Regions from separate parts of the Homo sapiens genome. Here region 1 is linked to region 2. Evidence: chromatin contacts called from ENCODE Hi-C or POLR2A ChIA-PET data. All regions are on one chromosome and are shown on one strand. The core of a region is the stretch at or near the end of the contact, and the rest is flanking DNA. Distances in the headings are between cores, read along the strand shown. Region 1 holds the start of LINC02352 (long intergenic non-protein coding RNA 2352). Region 2 has its middle 56 kb from the start of TRPM1.

The links. A loop is a pair of places that touch in the nucleus more often than their neighbours do. ChIA-PET counts read pairs that join two places held with the same protein, here RNA polymerase II (POLR2A).
Region 1: a map of CD4-positive, alpha-beta T cell shows a loop between it and region 2 (4-fold over the local background). The contact joins the promoter of LINC02352 here to the enhancer-like site in region 2. A Hi-C loop is called at or near these places in 2 of 168 maps with a recorded cell type or tissue (CD4-positive, alpha-beta T cell and dorsolateral prefrontal cortex). POLR2A ChIA-PET finds 5 or more read pairs at or near these places in 9 of 52 experiments (GM10248, GM12878, HepG2 and 6 more).

Annotation. Positions count from the first base shown.
Region 1 is chr15:31,213,718-31,219,044 of GRCh38, forward strand. LINC02352 (long intergenic non-protein coding RNA 2352) reads left to right here and starts at 2,304. Exons shown (of 2, transcript NR_135834.1): 1 at 2,304-2,320. LOC124903454 (a long non-coding RNA gene) reads left to right here and starts at 2,597. Exons shown (of 2, transcript XR_007064556.1): 1 at 2,597-3,412.
Region 2 is chr15:31,155,441-31,160,869 of GRCh38, forward strand. It overlaps a transcript of TRPM1 not described here. Among named protein-coding and RNA genes, the nearest start is that of TRPM1, 56 kb to the left of the region's middle. RefSeq lists an enhancer at 3,503-4,149. Within about 2 kb of position 2,436, at least 2 of the 41 ENCODE cell types and tissues checked have a DNase peak (open chromatin) inside an H3K27ac peak, as active enhancers do.

The sequences.
Region 1 (5,327 bases), core at 1,054-3,553, 58 kb after region 2:
TCTGTCTAAAAAAAAAAAAAAATTCCAGTCCTGCAGGAAAGTGTAACGTGGATGTGTATGATGGGGACCCCCAGCAGTTCTCCCTTTCTCTGAGGGGCCTCCACGACCCCTGCCCAATTCCCTGAGGGTGCTGAGTTTCTGAGGGTCACACTCAAAAGAGATTTTTCTGGGCCGAGCGCGGTGGCTCACGCCTGTAATCTCAGCATTTTGGGAGGCCGAGGCAGATGGATCATGAGGTCAGAAGATGGAGACCATCCTGGCTAACATGGTGAAACCCCGTCTCTACTAAAAATACAAAAAATTAGCTGGGCGTGGTGGCGGGCACCTGTAGTCCCAGCTACTCCAGAGGCTGAGGCAGGAGAATGGCATGAACCCGGGGGGCAGGGCTTGCAGTGAGCCTAGATCGAGCCACTGCACTCCAGCCTGGGCAACAAAGAGAGACTCAGTCTCAAAAAAAAAAAAAAAAAAAAAGTCACAGATTTTTCTGTTTTAATTGCCATTTATTTAATATATAGAAGTTTTCAAAACAAGGGTCCCTGGATGAGGGTGGTAAGAAGGTTGGGGTCCTAGTCCAATGGGTTTAAGGTTCCTTTCACCTTGGAGCACCCAGGCTTGCTTGACCAGGGTGCCCACTGGCTGAGCACCTGCCTGGAATGGCCCAGTGGGGGTCTCCTCCTCCCTCCCAGGCCAGGGAGAGGGATGAAGCCGGGAAAGATGGCCCCCTCCCCCAGGAGAGCAGTGTCTGGCTCTTGGTGCAAGAGCACCTTCTCTCCCAGGTGCTGGAAAAGGTCGTATTTTACTGATTTTCCCCTTCTCCCCATTCCCTCCTTCCCCTATCTGTAGGAGGCTTGCAGGTGTCCAGCTGTCCTTTCGCAGTAGACACATGGTGGTCTCAGGAGCTAACATCGGCCCTTCTACAAGCCAGGGGGACACCAAACACTTGCCTGTCAATCGAGCTCCACTCAGCTGGGTTCAGACAAGCTCAGGGGCTACCCCAGGCTCAGCAGTGCCGACTATAGCCTTGTGCAGTTACTGCTGCACACACGTGAGGACACACAGGAAGGGTACGCATTTGACACAAGCTTCCCATGGAAATACCTTCTCAAACCTGGAGCAGGGTGAGAATGTTGCAGCCCTGGGCCCCTCCTGGGTCAGAAGCTGGCTCAGCCCAGCGTTCACAGAGGCCAGCCTCCCAGAGCCTGAGAAGAGGCCTGCACCAGGCGTGGGCACAGAAGGATGCAGATTGTGCAACAGGAGCCAAGGGCTGGAGAGGCATTCTGGCGAGAGATTTGGAAAGCTTCTGGAACAGGGTGAAACATTCATCAGGTGACCCAGGGGATAGGCTCTCCAGGAAGGAGGCCCAGCTCCAGCAGTAGCCAGAGTTCTGGGCATGTTAGGACGGTGAGGTCCTAGCACGCGGGGGGCGGGGGGCACAGGACAAGGTGTGCGGCAGTGCAGGAAGCCAGCTGAGGCACCCTGACCCTCAGGCCATGCCCTTCTGCTCCTGTGCAGGGGACAGCAGAGGGGAGCTTGGGGACTGACATCTCAAAGGCCTGGTCCCCTCCTTGCTCTCGCAGCCAGTCCTTGCTCTAGGACAGTGACCCATGTCTGCAGCCCGACCCAGCCCACCCACAGAGCCCGGCGTCCCAGAGCTGCTGGGGTGCACGGTGGTCGGGAGGTGAGTGGCTGGGCAGTCCTCCGCAGGGCTGCTGCCAGGTATCAGCCTCGGAGGTTTCCCGGAAACAGAGCCAACGCCCCCCCAAGACCTGGGCAGACCGCATGAGCGTAGGGGTCAGGGGACCGGGTCCCCCAGAGGTGTCAGAAAAATGCTCCCAGGAGGAGGACGCCAGGCTGCTGAGGCCTGTGGCTGACACCAGGGGGCAGGGCGGGGCGGCGGGGACAGCGTCCGGAGGAGGGAGCCGCCCAGACCTAGCCCGGGTGGGGCGAACGAAGAGCGGGCGTGGTGGGCGCCTGCTAGCTCCGGCTCGCGGTGTTAGGCCTTGGGGACATCGCTCGGGGACAGGAGAGCCCCGGGCCCCCGCCGCCCCGAGCCGTGGCCGGGAAGGGGAACACAGTCCATGCGTGCGGCGCCCGACAGCCTCTCCCCGCACGCCCGAGCCCCAGTGCAGGCGGCGGCCCGGCCCCTTTGTGCCTGGAGTGTCACGCGCGGGCGCTCCTGCCGCCGCGCCTGGGAGAGGCCTCCGGCACCCCGGGCCCCTTTCCAAGCACAACAGCAGCCCTGCCGCGGCCCCGCGCTGACCCACTTTCCCTCCTGCCTCCTCAGCCCGAGGCCGAGAATCCAGCGGCCGCCGCCAAGCAGGTGCGAGCCGTCGGGCGGGGCGCGCGGGAGGCGGAGAGGATGGGCCCCTGAACCACCCCGCGCGCCCCACCTCAGCCTCCCGGGGCGAGCCAGGTTTCCGGGGCGGGGGCCGCGAGGAGGAGGAGGAGGGCAAGGCGGGGGAACGGGAGGGAGAGGACCCGGGGAGGGGGAGGGGGAGGCGGAGGGGAAGGGGGAGGCGGAGGGGGAGGGGCAGAAGAAGGGGGCAAGGAGGGCAGAGAGATGAGCGAGAAAGAAAGGAGGGGTGCGGGAAAGGAGGAGAGGAAGGAGCGGTGGGAGGAGGAGGAGGGGTGCGGGAGAGAAGGGCTGAGGGAGAGGCGGAGGGAAACCGCACCCCTGCCTCTTTCCTGGGCCGAGGCCAGCCGGGGAGGAAATGTTGAAATGGGCGAAGTGCACATCCGCCTCCAGGCCTAAGGGGTGTAGGGGTCAGGCCGCACCGACCCCGCCCTTCCCAGCCCTTCCTGCCAGACCTCTGCCTCCGATGGGCGAGCCCGGTTGCTGGGAGGCGGTTCGCTGTGGAGCCTGGACCCTCTCCACAGTTCAGCCCGCCGGAGGCGTGTGCGCTTCCAGATGAGAGCACTTGTTCACTGAATGACCGTGCGTACTTGGGGGGACATCTGGCCCCAGAACCTCCAGGAGCAGGGTGGCTAATGCTGAGTGCCGTGGCCTGGCACTGGGAAGCGCCGGTCCTCAGTCCCTTTCCCTGCTCCTGGGCATCCCAGGCCCCTTGGGGCGTTCTTACACTGCCTGAGTTAGACCTGGAAGAGTCCCCTGTGCCAGGGCAGGGGCTTTGCCTGCTTGGTCCTTGTTCACCCCTGTGTATAGCTACTACCTATTACCTACCCACCTGTCCACAAGTGTCAGTGCCTGATGTAGGAAGTTACAGTAATTCACAAATAAATCTATCACAAAGGGACATGGATACTCACACTTCCTTCTTACCCCTACTTCCAGGCAGCCATTGTTAATGGGTGCGTGTGTACAGTTCTGGGCACATACCAACATGCACGGATGCATGTTAACCTGCTTTGTATGGAAGAAACGGGGTCAGGATATCATAAAAAGAATTAATGGGTAATCAGTATTCATCAAATGCCAAGATCTAGTTCTGAGCACTTTGCAAATATTAATTTAATCACCACGAACCTCAGTAAAGTTTATTACTATTACTCGCATTTTTCAGATGAGGCGCCTAAGGCACAGAGAGGTTAAGTAGCCTGCCCAGGATCACACAGCTACTAAGTACAGAAGTCAGAATTTGAGCCTGACTCCAGAGCTCATAAGGTTAACAACGAGGCCTCCCACTTTTATATGCGTATTATTCCATGAATTACTGTTTACACTAAGAATATGTTCTTTTCTGCAACCAATGGAAGATTCCTAGAAGAGGAACTACTGGCTATGTGGCATTGAGATTTTTCTTTTTTCTTTTTTTTTCTGAGATGGAGTCTAGCTCTGTCGCCCAGGCTGGAGTGCAGTGGCACGATCTCAGCTCACTGCAACCTCCGCCTCCTGGGTTCAAGCGGTTCTCCTGCCTCAGCCTCCCAAATATCTGGGATTACAGGCCTGCCACTATGCCCAGCTGATTTTTGTATTTTAAGTAGAGATAGGGTTTCACTGTGTTGGCCAGGCTGGTCTTGAACTCCTCACATTGTGATCCACCCGCCTCGGCCTCCCAAAGTTCTGGGATTACAAGCGTGAGCCACCGCGCCTGGCCGTGTGTTTGAGATTCCTAGAGACATTAGTAAAACCCTCCAAAAGAGTGGGGACCTTACACCAGCCTGCCGGTTCAAGCTCCATACTGGACCTCCACCTCCCCAACCCCCACCCCCACCCCACCAGAAAAGGACCCTCCATCCCCTTCAGGTCATAGAGTGAGGAAGAGGGAAGCTTCAACAGGCCCAGATGGCCCTGGTAATGGGCACGGTGACATTTGGGCAGAGAACCCCAGGGCCCTGCATCTGCAGACCTGGGACAGGCAGAGAATGTCCAATGGGGGTGCTAGTGGCATTGCCTGGCCATGACTCTGTCCAGCTGTGGCATCATGTCCCATGGCCAAAGTGTCCAAGCAAGCCTGCTTCTGCCATTGACCTAGGGAGGCCTCTTGACACCTGCTCATTTTCCAAGCCTGTTCCTCCTGCATCCTCAAGATTCGGAGTGCCCTCCAAAATAAGATCTTTTTCTGTAGTTGTTACTATGGGTTAAGAACCCTCCTGTCTGATACATACAACTGATTACAAACTTTTAATTTTTGCCAATCTGATAAGCAAAAAAAAAGAAAGTAGTTCATGGATTTAGTTTACATTTCCTTTTTAACAGGGAGGTTGGGTAGAGACTTCTTGGTTTGCTCATGCCTGTAATCCTAGCACTTTGGGAGGCTAAGGTAGGAAGATCGCTTGAACTCAGGAATTCAAGCCAACCTGGGCAACATAGCAAGACCTCACCTCCACTAAAGGGAAAAAACAATCCATGTTCCTTTTCTTCCAACCCAACAGATCTGTGGCTGGGCAGCAGCTGCTGAGCTCAACTACAATTCCAGCCTGCTTTACAGTTAGGCTTGTCCACAGGACCAAGTTCTCAGTGACAGAGTAAGAGCAGGCCTGTGATAGGAGCCTCTTCTGTACCTCGGCCTCCAAGCTGCCTAGAATCTGGCTGTGGCAGTGCCCAAGGGGAGGCGAGCAGCAGGAGAGAAGGGTCCTGGGGTTTGGGGGGACCAGGAGGAGCAGAGCTGCTGCTCAGCTCAGATCCATAACCTGAGAAAGAAAGAGGGATGGCACATTTTATGTGTTAACTTAAATATCTGGCTACATCGCTCAGATATTTGATTAGACACTATTCTAGATGTTTTTATGAAGGTATTGATTAATTGATTGATTGATTGAGACAGTCTCACTCTGTTGCCCAGGCTGGAGTGCGGTGGCACAATCTTGGCTCACTGCAACCTCCACCTCCCAGGTTCAAGTGATTCTCGTGCCTCAGCCTCCCAAGT
Region 2 (5,429 bases), core at 1,186-3,685:
GTTTGTGCCTTAGGCAGGCACAAACCGTTGAGGCTGTGCTCCTCAGCTTCACCCTCACTCTTCCTGTGGCTCGCTTGCGAAGTATCAAAACATGTTTAAATTGTGAAAACATTTAATTCAAAATTAAATTTCAAAATCATAGACAAGACTGATATAACAGACAAGTGAAGACCCACAATTCTGTTTTACAGATGTTGTGACTTTACATGTGTACTTATATATATTTTTCTCTCTTAAAAGGAGGGAAGGAAGAAGGGAGAAAGGGAGGGGGAGAGAGAGAGAGAATGAACATTACTGAGGACTAAACTCTGACCTTTTTTCTCTCTTGCCCAAATTCCTATCTAAGGGACTGGGGAGTCATGCCTTACAGACCATAAAATCTCATCAGTTGGGTTTCATTTAACTGTATATAATGTGACTTACTTTCCAACCTGACTATGGCATAACATCACATGACAGATAAAGAAGGAAATCGGCCAGGTGCAGTGGCTCACACCTGTAATCCCAGCGCTTTGGGAGGCCAAGGCAGGTGGATCACTTGAGATCAGGAGTTGAAGACCAGCCTGGCCAACATGGTGAAACCCCGTCTCTACTAAAAATACAAAAATTAGCCAGGCATGGTGGTGGGCACCTGTAATCCCAGCTACTCTGGAGGCTGAGGCACAAGAATCAGTTGAACCTGGGAGGCGGAGGTTGTAGTGAGTCGAGATTGTACCACTGCACTCCAGGCTGGGTGACAGAGCGAGACCTCTGTCAAAAAAAAAAAAAAAAAAAAAAAAAAGGAAATCAAAATATTTTACCCCAGAATATGTTTCTTTGCCATATTTTGAAATGGCCCGCCATCTTTTGTGGGGGAAAATTTGCAGCTGTAAAGAGTTCTATTAACATAATAGAGCTTTCCCCTTCTAGGCCCTCCCACTGCTGAAGAGATTAGCTGAGAGTCTAGCACCTTTTAAAGACCTGAACAGGAAACATTTGCCATCTATTGTCTCTAAGGGTGGCCACCTAAGAGACATCATCTACATAATAAGAACTTTGAACTTCACAACTCCTTATCTTAACCCAGACACTTCTTTCTATTGATTCCAGGTTTTTGATAATAACTCTTTCAACCAATTGCCAACCAGAAAACCTTTGTATCCACCTATGTGACCTGTGGGCCACCCTCCCCACAATATGTCCCCATTTCCAGGCCGAACCAGTGTATACCTCACATGTATTGACTGATCTTTTACGTCTCCCTATAATGTATAAAGCCAAGCTCTAACCCAGTGCCTGGGCGCATGTTCTCGGGACCTCTTGAGACTGTGCCTTGGGCCATGATCATTCATATTTGGCTCAGAATAAATGTCTTTAAATGTTTCACAGAGTTTGACTATTTTTGTCAACATTATAGATACAGCTAACCATCTCCACTTTGAAGAGATGTATGTATTTATTTTGGATTTCCCTTGTTTTAGATTTTTCTATAAATAGTGTACTTACATTTATTTTTTTTTTTTTGAGATAGGGTCTCACTCTGTTGCCCAGGCTAGAGTGCAGCTCGCTGCATCCTTGACCTCCTTGGGCTCAAGTAGTCCTCCCACCTCAGCCTCCTAATACCTGGGACTACAGGTGCACTCCACCACACCTGGTTAATTTTTTGTATTTTTCATAGAGATGGGGCTTCACCATGTTGCCCAGACTCGTCTCAAACTCCTGGACTCAAGCAATCTGCCCGCTTTGGCCTCCCAAAGTGCTGGGATTACAAGTGTGAGCCACCACGCCTGGCTAGTGGCTTATTTTTTAATCCAGCAGTATGTTCTGAGGTTTATCCATGTTGATACAGGTGGCTTGGTTCATTTGTTTTAAGTGCTGTGTAGTATTTCATTATGTGAATAAACAAAAGCTTACCTATACTGTTTTGAATGAACTGTTTGTTGTTTCTGGTCTTCTACAGCATGAATGTGAATGTGAGCATTTTTGCACATTTCCTTGTACACATGTGCTAGAATTTGTCTAAGGCAGATGGGTACAATTGCTGGGCTATCCTATTATTAATCGTATTTAGGATCTTGAACTTTGACTCTTGACTTTATGTGTCTTTTAGCAACAACAAAAAAAATGTAGACAGGGATAAAAGTGCAAGGCAGAATCTCATTTTTCTTCTCCTGCATGAGTACTTGGAGGTCTTTCCTGGAAGAGGGACTGTTTTGGCCAGTGGGGCCTCCAAGCAGCAGGCTGCTGAGGGATGGAGCTCAAGGGTCCCCAGTGTCCCCAGGGATTTGCTCACTGCCTCAGGATTCCACGCTGTGCACCCCAGTTGGTCTAAGACCAAGGGAAGAGCTTCAGAGCTGGGAAGAGCTGGCCAGCCAAGGACAAAGGGTCAGATCTGCCTTGTACAAATAGAGGGCCAGGCGAGATGACCCTGGAAGACTCGTACATAGTGCAGTTTGTGTTTGTTTTTCCCACAGGGCAGCTGGTGTGTTTCAACAAACACGGTGCAGAGGGGTGCTGCTTTCGATTAGGAAACCGGGAACCGACACTGAGCTGCTGCGTCAATGAAGGGCCTAGTGTGCAACGAGATAGAATGAAAACAGCCCACTGTATGCTCATGTGATTTCACGGCTGTTTCCTAGTACTTCTTTAAGAATGGCTTCCTTAAAGCCAGAGGTATTGTCTTTCATTCTTCCACCAATAATTTTACTTCTTAAGTGAGGGCTTTTATAAATAGGCCTTAGGGCAAACTGTGCCATCAAGGTTCTTAACTCCTACAAGTTTTTGTAGGAGTTTGGCATGCACCACTGTTACAGGACAGGGGTCCAGATCCAGACCCCAAGAAAGGGTGCTTGGATCTCGTGCAAGAAAGATTTCAGGGTGAGTCCACAGTGCAAAGTAAAAGCAAGTTTATTAAGAGAGTAAAGTAGGCTGGGCTCGGTGGCTCACGCCTGTAATCCCAGCACTTTAGGAGGCCGGAGCGGGCAGATCACGAGGTCAGGAGATTGAGACCATCCTGGCTAACACAGTGAAATGCTGTCTCTACTAAAAATACAAAAAATTATCCGGGTGTGGTGGCAGGTGCCTGTAGTCCCAACTACTTGGGAGGCTGAGGCAGGAGAATCGCTTGAACCCGGGAGGTGGAGGTTGCAGTGAACTGAGATCGCGCCACTGCACTCCAGCCTGGGCGACAGAGTGAGACTCCATCTCAAAAAAAAAAAAAAAAAAAAGAGTAAAGTAGTGAAAGAACAGCAGAACAGCTACTCCATAGACAGAGTAGGACGTTCCCAAAAGTAAAAGGAGGAACACGTCCACCCTAGGTGTGATACTCATATATACGGAGAGATGTGTTCTGCTACAAGGGTTTGTGATAAAGGATTTATTTTCTTAATTATTATATTTTGCAGGAATCAATATTATCATCTTTAAAGCAAAATTAGGAATCCCTTTGTTCTCCAGATATCCAGATATCTGGACACTCCCAAGTCTGGGTCTGTTTAGTAAACATTATTAATTTGTTGCCATAACTGTAAACATCTAGAGACGAGGAATGCCTAACTTTCTGAGAATGCAGCCCAGCAAGTCCCAGCCCCATTTCCCCAGCCCTCACTCAAATGGAGTCGCTCTGGTTCAAACACCTTTGACCCCACCACAGCATGGGATCACCTCAGATAGGGGGAGGAGGTCACCTTCGTCCTTGGGCTTGAAGTAATGCAGTGTGAGGTCCTGTAGGAATGGCTGTGCGTGTGCGGGTATAAAGGAGGTGCTGTTTTTCAGTCTGGACCAAAATCGAAGTGATTCTCCCCTCCTCCCCTTTTGCTGAATTCCCTGCTCCCAGACCCTACCCATTGCAATTTCAAGGCACCAAACATACAGCAGTACACTGGGCACAGGTGAACAGGTGACATCAAATTCAAGAACAACAAAAGCCTGTTCCTTTTCAGAGCTTATCAGCAAGAACAGTGTGGGCCAGCTTTGTGCTGGGGAGGAGGAGGTCACGTGGAGCCACCTGGCCCGGGCTGCACGGCCAGTGGCATGTCTCTTGTTTCTGCCAAATGCAGCAGTGCATTTGCGAATGTGAACTTACACAAGAACATGGGTATGTGCTGTCTCTAAAAATAATGCTGACTCTCACACATGCGCACAAAAGCAGATATATGCGCCTGTCCCCCACTGAGCCCCAAGGATGGATCTTTCCCATTTTGGAATGGAGGCGAGCTTTAACTCTTTATTGTTATTATTTTTTAAAGAGCCTTTTATTTTTTCTATTTGCATTTTCAGGTTCATGAGATGTCAGAGACTTGCAAACACCTGGTTCAACATCTGCTTCTGCCCCATTTTATGGACGGGGAGACTGCAGCCTGGTGAGCTGGGTATGGATGGGAAGCAGTTCCCGCCTAGGGCTCTGTTTTTAGCCCAGATAAATAACCTCTCTGAGTGTGGTCACCTGGCTCACACTGCTTCAGCGGCTCCGTTCCCAGCTCTGGGGTACTGGTGGGCATGTCGTGGGTGCTCAGTAAGTGCCAGCTGGGGGGCTGTATCCTCCCCAGCCCACACAAGGGCTGCACCTACTGCCGCTCTGCCAGCTCCCTTGCTGCCTCCCCCCACCCTTCTGTGCACAATGGGCAGCCCCCTGGAAGAAGCAGAGATCCCCACTGAGCCCTCAGGGCATGCAAGTGGTGTCCAGAGGCTTCCGGTGTGGTCTGGGCTTGCCTCCCACTGCATGCGAGGGGCAGTCAGGGAGTTAGGGTGAGGTGGTGGCCTGCCCAGTCTCCTTGGGCTCAAGTGGTCCTTTAAGGCAGCCCTGGGTGCTCAGTTCCCAGGCTGGCTCAGAGTCACCTAGGAAAAGCACACCTAAGATTCAAATCAGCATGTGCTGTGGGAGGTCCTGTCTGGGGTTCCTGGGAGAGGCCGTTCCCCACAGCTGGTGCCTAGTCCTGGGAGCCTCTTGCCCTCCCAGGTTCTCACTTAGGGCCCCTCTGGCCCTCCCTCCTGTTAGATGCTGCTGCCTGCTTTCCTCTGCCAGACCCCATCCCCTAAGGGCGAGGCCCAAGCCTGAGTCATCCCTGGGTCCCCATGGCCCACACAAACATCTGATGCAGAACAGAGGGTGAGCTTGAGTCCAGCAGAGAGAACTAAGGGGCACCACCCTCGTGGGGAAAGCAAGAGATGCAAAACTCCGCAACTGCTGACTCTGGAATGGTGAAAGGATTTGTGCCACTCAGACGCCTCCCGGGTTTGCCACAGCCACTCGAAGGTGGGAGCAACTGAGACCACAGGCGTTGGACACCGTGGCAGGAAACATAGGGCACCTTCTGAGAAGGGACCCTGACGTGAGAGCTCTGAACACCCCATGCCCCATGCCCACCCAGCACAGTTTGGGAGGACAGGACCCGCTGGGCCAGCACTCTGAGATGACAGAGCTGGAGACCAGTGTCCCTCTGCCCTTCCGC